2 separate regions of the Homo sapiens genome follow, and region 1 is linked to region 2. A link is a contact called in ENCODE Hi-C data. All regions are on one chromosome and are shown on one strand. The core of a region is the stretch at or near the end of the contact, and the rest is flanking DNA. Distances in the headings are between cores, read along the strand shown. Region 1 overlaps FLJ33534 (Putative uncharacterized protein FLJ33534). Region 2 has its middle 13 kb from the start of LINC01954.

The links. Hi-C counts contacts between places; a loop is a spot of excess contacts on that map. Pooled maps may share reads with other maps.
Region 1: a map with no recorded cell type shows a loop between it and region 2 (12-fold over the local background). The contact joins two enhancer-like sites. A Hi-C loop is called at or near these places in 9 of 37 single-sample maps with no recorded cell type and 5 of 50 pooled maps.

The regions. Positions count from the first base shown.
Region 1 is chr2:11,102,973-11,106,494 of GRCh38, forward strand. It overlaps FLJ33534 (Putative uncharacterized protein FLJ33534), which reads right to left. Exons shown (of 9, transcript NR_040080.1): 8 at 2,345-2,690. It also overlaps the pseudogene RPL6P4. Among named protein-coding and RNA genes, the nearest start is that of FLJ33534, 27 kb to the right of the region's middle. RefSeq lists enhancers at 737-816, 827-996, 1,017-1,166, 1,975-2,474. Within about 2 kb of position 2,024, at least 3 of the 41 ENCODE cell types and tissues checked have a DNase peak (open chromatin) inside an H3K27ac peak, as active enhancers do.
Region 2 is chr2:10,863,550-10,866,711 of GRCh38, forward strand. No RefSeq gene overlaps it. Among named protein-coding and RNA genes, the nearest start is that of LINC01954, 13 kb to the right of the region's middle. RefSeq lists silencers at 334-383, 1,414-1,583. Within about 2 kb of position 1,587, at least 3 of the 41 ENCODE cell types and tissues checked have a DNase peak (open chromatin) inside an H3K27ac peak, as active enhancers do.

The DNA.
Region 1 (3,522 bases), core at 774-3,273, 240 kb after region 2:
TTATCCTCACAAATTGGTGTTCTAAATTTCTTAAGAACCTAATTAAATAACTGATAACATTTAAAAAATAATAAAGCTGTGGGGACAGAGGCCTGGGCCGTGTCTGTGAACAGCATGCCGGAGTGGACATGGGCCAGGAGGAGGCACAGTGAGCCGTGGGGACACCCCGTGCTGTTCACAGGGCTGGGCACCCAGAGCACGGAGCAGAGCGGCTTTCTTCTTCCCCAGGCTGCTGAGCCTATGCTGAGTGTGTGTGGAGGGCGCAGAGGGCCGTTTGTTGGGGCTGGGAGCTAGCCCACTCTGCCGTCTCAGAGCAGATACAGCCATCAATTACCCCAGCATGTGCAAGAAGGATGCCATTGTCCACACGCTGGGGCTGGGTTTGGAGCGCACTTGGAGACGGAGATCTGGGTGCAAGTGGATTATGGGGGTGCCCTGGAGACCAGCCCCCGCCAGGGGTGAGGGCAGTGGGAATGAGCAGTAAAGGCCTCAGCCAGGCTCACAGGCAGCTCTGAGTCTGCGCGGCTGCACAGCAGCCTGAATCAGGCAGGTGGCCCTGACGTTACCTGGCATAGCAATCAGCCACTAAAGCAGGTGGCACGGGAGGAGCATGAGCTTACGCCAGGCAGCCCCCTCCAGGTGAGTCCTGGGAGGCGATGCCTGTGCCTCTGTCTTGGAGGGGGAGTTTGGGGCGCCCCCCCACCACAGCATTCACACGCACCATGCTGGGCTTCCCGGCCAGGCCCCAGGCTTGCCCGCAGAGGTGAGCCCGGCTGGGGTGGGGCCTTACACCTGGTGCCTGTGTCAGCCTCCCCTGGATGGGATTTGGAGTTTCAGTGGATACCAACACCCATGGAGGGCCCACGATGACCTGCTTTCCAATTAAGTGAACACCTCAAAGTCCCTTCCGGCGTAAACAATCTCTGATTCCTTGATTTAATCCTCCACAGTTAAAGGAACCTCTGCACTAATGGGCTTGAGTGACGTCTTTTTGCACAGTAATACGTGGTCGTATAACCCCCACAACGTGTCTCTAAATCCATGTAACAGTCACTGCTCTCAATAGTGATCACAGTTGTGCAGAATTGAGATCTGAATGCTGGTTGTGGTTGTGCAGAGCTGACATCTGAATGCTGGTTGTGGTTGTGCAGAGCTGACATCTGAACGCTGGTTTTGGTTGTGCAGACCTGAGATCTGAATGCTGGTTTCGGCTGTGCAGAGATGAGATCTGAATGCTGGTTTCGGCTGTGCAGAGATGATATCTGAATGCTGGTTTCGGCTGTGCAGACCTGAGACCTGAATGCTGGTTTCGGCTGTGCAGAGATGAGATCTGAATGCTAGTTTCAGCTGTGCAGAGATGAGATCTGAATGCTGGTTTCGGCTGTGCAGACCTGAGATCTGAATGCTGGTTTCGGCTGTGCAGAGCTGAGATCTGAATGCTGATTTCAGCTGTGCAGACCTGAGATCTGAATGCTGGTTTCTACAGTGGATTTGTCACATTCACACGTAGCGGGGCTTGGGACTTGAATGTATCTTTTTGGAGGGACACAATTCAACCCATAACACGCCCCTCCTGGGCACCTGCACCTGGTGGCGGCCCACACTGTGGATAAAGGCCTGGCCCCAGGCTCCACTCGGGACAACCCTGAAGGGGTGTGCCAGCTCCAGAGCTTCCCCAGGGACCAGCGGTTAGGGCATCACTGCCCGACGACTCCCTCTACCCCACTGGCTTTCCTTCTCTCCCTTCACAGACCCTAAACCCAAGAGCACTGCCCCGCCACCAATAAACACTCTTCTGTCTCTGAGTGAGCTTCCCCGGGGACCCAACCTGCATCAGGGACTCACCTATGTGGGGACATGGCCCATGCTGACGCGTGGCCTGGGGGACATGCCCCATGCTGAAGCATGGGTTGGGGGACACGGGGCCCATGCTGACGCGTGGGTTGGGGGACATGGCCCATGCCGACGCATGGCCTGGGGGACATGCCCCATGCTGAAGCGTGGGTTGGGGGACACAGGCCCATGCTGACACGTGGGTTGGGGGACACAGGCCCATGCCGACGTGTGGCCTGGGGGACACAGGCCCATGCTGATGTGTGGCTGTGAAACTAACACATCACCCAAGGCCTCCAGGTGAGGGTCCCCTCATAGCCACGCTGTGACAGGACGAGGTTGTTCCAGAACGTTTCAGAGGCTACCCCTAGGCAGCCATCTCCAGACTCCATTGATGAGCAGCCTTGGGAACCTCCCCCCACCCCACTGTGCCCCACCCGCGTCTGATGATCCTCCCGGTCTGTAAACCTTGGCCCGGCCGACTTTAAGCAATTGTCAGTTATGTACTCACTTCTGCCTCCAAGACGTCAGTCAGCCTCTACTGTACACGGCTCACACTGGGCGCCAAGGACGTGTAGCTCACGGTCATGGCCCTGACCTCGAGTGGCTCAGACTCGGTGGGAATGAAGACAAACACACAGCTTTCCATGACACAGAGTGACGGGTGTGGGAGAGGCAGCCGCCGGCTGCCGTGGGAATCCAGAGAAATGAGACTCAATCCAGACCCGGTCCACGCAGGTGCCTCAGAGACAGTGAGGGGGATGGTGGTCCTGGGAGGGGCACACTGTGGCTGCTCCTGCACAGCCAGGGAGCTACAGGGGTTTCCACGTGGCCAGGCGCAGCAGGGAGGCAGGCACCTGATTGTGAAATGAACAACTATTGAGCTCCATAGGTTACTAAACTAGTTGGAGGCAGCTATCCCCAGTACTACTCGGGCCACAATACAATGCCTGATACTTTTGGTGGCTGTGGATCTGTACCGTGTTTAGCACACGGCCTGGGAGTTAGGACCCTCCCTCTCCCCTTTTCTGGTCTGGAGGTTTCACCTGAACCCTATTCATTCCACATGGGGGGCTGATTTTTTTGATCAGATCAGTCCTGGGTCTTCACCAGCTCATCTGACTGGTCTGCCAAAGTTACTTCAACTTTAATTTATGAATTCTGTGACCATATTCCTCACATCACAGGATTTCCAATCTTCAGATAAGAGAGGGAGGGTAAAAACCTTTGGGTCAATTTAGTTAGGTTTACACTTTGAGAACTAGAAAATTTCTAACCAGGGAAAGTGAAAGAACGTGAGAGCCTCGGCACAGGTCAAATGCAAAAACACCTAAGAAATCAAGACAACTGAAAAGAGAGGCTGGGCGTGGTGGCTCACACCTGTAATCCCAGCACTTTGGGAGGCCGAGGAGGGCAGATCACTTGAGGTCAGGAGTTTGAGACCAGCCTGGCCAACATGGTGAAACCCTGTCTCTACTAAAAATACAAAAATTAGCCAGGTGTGGTGGGCCCCTGTAATTTCAGCTACTCGAGAGGCTGAGGCATGAGAATTGCTTGAACCTGGGAGGTAGAGGTTGCAGTGAGCCAAGATCGCACCACTGCACTCCAGCCTGGGGGACAGAGTGAGACTCTGTTTTAAAAAAAAAGAAAGAAAAGAGGCCAGTAGTCTGAAGACAGGAAATGCCAGCT
Region 2 (3,162 bases), core at 337-2,836:
AGTTCAGGAAAGCCTACCAGGAGAGGAGGCGTTTAGAGGGATGATAATGTGGTTCATTATAGACATGAAAATAATCTCACTATCGTCATAATAGGTGTGAGACTCCATTACAAAAAGCATGTATGAAATCCCTTCTGGATTGGGCACCATGGCTTATGTCTGTAATTCCAGCACTTTGGGAGGCCGAGGTGGGAGGATCACTTGAGTCCAGGAATTTGAGACCAACCTGGGCAACATGACACTACCCCATCTCTACAAAAAACCAAAAAATTGGCTGGGTGGGTGTGGTGGTGCGTGTCTATAGTTCCAGCTACTTGGGAGGCTGAGGTGGGAGGATCGCTTGAGCCTGAGAGGTGGTGGTTGCAGTGAGTCAGCTGTGTTAACGACACTGCACTTCAGCCTGGATACAGAGCGAGACCCTGTGTCAAAAAAAAAAAAGAAGAAGTAAAGAAAACACATACACACACCCACACAAACACACACACACACGCGCACACACACACGAAACCCCTTCTGTAAACAAATGAGGATGTGGTCAGTGCCCTTCAGCTCAAGCCACAGACCAGCATCTGAACAACCCTGGGCTCATTGCAACCAGGAAGGGAGCACACTGCGCAAGGCCCTGGGGTGTCTCAGGAGAGGGGTTCAGGAAGGACCTGCTCACTTGGGCTGCATTAGGGGATTTGGAAGAGGTTTTAAGGATGCGGAGCTTTCCTCCTTGGATTGGATTCTATCGGAAAGCAGGGCTAATTCTGTGAATTGTGGTCTTAAATCTTTTCCAGAAGGAGAGAGGAATGAAGTGAAGCTAGAGCTGTTCTTGGTGAATAAACTGCAGTCCCTCATAGTAGCCAGGCCAGGGAGTGTTTGAAACAGCAGGAGGGACGCCTGAACTCTTAGGGGAAGAAAGCAGGAGATAGTGGGTGCGGTGACGGGAGGGAGTGGAGGATGGCCTTTCTGTAGGGAAGGAGGGGGCTGGCTTGGGAGGAGCAGAGAAGTTAGGACGATCCTTCTGTGACCCACACAGACAAAGAGCTCCCGGTCATGGCTTTTTGATATAAAATCTCAGCCGCTGAGCTCGCTAGCATTTAGGACTCAGGAGCGCACACGGCTGCGGTTGCTTGTTTTTCCAGCCGTCTCTTCATTTCTTTGCTTGATTCCCAAGCATGTGTCAGAGTTAATGGAGCGGTTCTATTATTAAACCACTTAGAAATTTAAAAGGCAATGTACTCAGGTTTGAATGGGACCATTAGTTATTGGGAAAACAACATTTGTAAGAGAATTCCTTATAAAGCTCAATGTTACCCCTTGGAACCACATCCCTGAAAAAAACAGGATCACCTCCAGAGCTTAGAAACCGGCTACTCTGTGCATTTGGTAAAAAGCAAAGGCATCTCTATTTCCAGTGGAGTGCTTCACGAAACACTTCAAAATATAGATCTGAAACTCGCTTTCTGGTTTAGTGTCTACCGAGAAGGTGAGATTCAGTTTTCACTTTTGAAGAAGTGTGCAATGCTGCTGAAAGCCACAAGGGCTTCCTTTGGCAGAACCTACACCTGCTAAGATGCCAGGGCGCCATGCGCCGTTCTGTTCTTTACTGAGAGTCATCAAATGTATTTTAAACTATATTTTTGTTGATGGAGGCATGGTGGCTTTAGGATATGGTGAAGATGTGGAAGGGGCCGGGGTGGGGGACTGTCAGCTGGGCAGTCTGGAGAGAGTCCTAGGAGGTCTTGTGGCATTATCTGTGCCCCAGTTCTATTTCCTGCTGGCTAGCAGACACAGAGCAGCCTCGACCTTGGCATTAACCCATGTTTGCGTGGCTCAGCAATTTACAAGTCTCATCCATAGGCATTACTTCACCCATTTCAGATCTCTCTCGGAAACAGGTGCAAATAGTTTCCTTCAAAGGGCACACATTGCTCACACAGTCAGAGTCAAGGCGAATTTGAATTGTACCCACGAATTTGAATTGTACCCAGTTCCAAATTTGTCTGGCCTCTATGTGCCAAGTTAGACATATGTATGTGTGCATAAATGAGGTGTCTGGCACGGGACCTAGAGGCAACTGGGAAGGGTGAAAAGCTAGATTTGGAGCTATGAAGACCTGAGTTCAGGTCTTGGCTTGGTCTCTTATTAGTTACTTGACGTTGGGCAAGTTATTTGCCCCTCTGAGGGTAAATTTACCTCTTCTACAAGATGGAGCTGGTTACAGTACCTTCTTCTCAGAGGGATTTCGAGGCACATATGAGACATGGAATGTGGAAGCATCTTATAAATGATGAAGCACCCTGCATTGGAGATCACCGGCAAACTCAGCGTGTCTCACGGAGGGTGTGATCAGAACGCTGGAAGACCTTGGAGTCCTATCGTGTGTGATGGTGAAAAAACCAGCATGGCTTAGCCCCAGAGACAAGTTCATCCCTCACTGCCAGTTTCTGGCAGGTCGACACGGTGTAGAGGAGCTATGACAAAGCGAGTGGGTCCCTGGGGGACTTCTGCTGAGTCACCTCTGAGTCTCAGTGCCCAGCCCGGTGCCCAGCACATGATGGGGAAGTAGAATCTAATCGAACAGTGACCACTAGGAACCACAGGTGCACTTCTTCTCTCCTTTGTTCCTCCCTCTTCCCTCTCCTCCTCCTGTTTATTTTTGTGTTAGTTCTCTCTGGCTGATGTTCAAATAGCTCTAATTATTGAGTTGTCATTTTGCATTTAATTGTTTGCCCATGAGTTGATTCACTTATTTAACACAATTTATTCCAATGCACACACTTATTGTGCAAAATGAGAGCATTTAGCTGTGACATTGACAGGGGATCAGAGACCAGGAACAGAGTTCAAGAACGCTCTTCCTGAGCAAGTCAGCTGAACACTACTCCCGCCCCAAAGCCTCCTTAGTCAGGTAACACTGCCCCCACCCCAAAGCTTCCCTATCCGTGAAACTGGGAAGAAGACAACTCTGTCCTCAGTATTGTGGAGCAGATCACATATGTGTGAACACTCTGTATTAACTGAGAAGATATGAGGTCTTTTTCGCAGAACAGATGCTTCCCAGAGAAAACCAGACAGTTGCCATCCAGAAAGAGGGGTGATGACGGTCAGCGAATTTATAAGGTAGAGTCTTCAGACCAGGGAAAAATCACTTTCAGGGATTCTGGAAGCTCC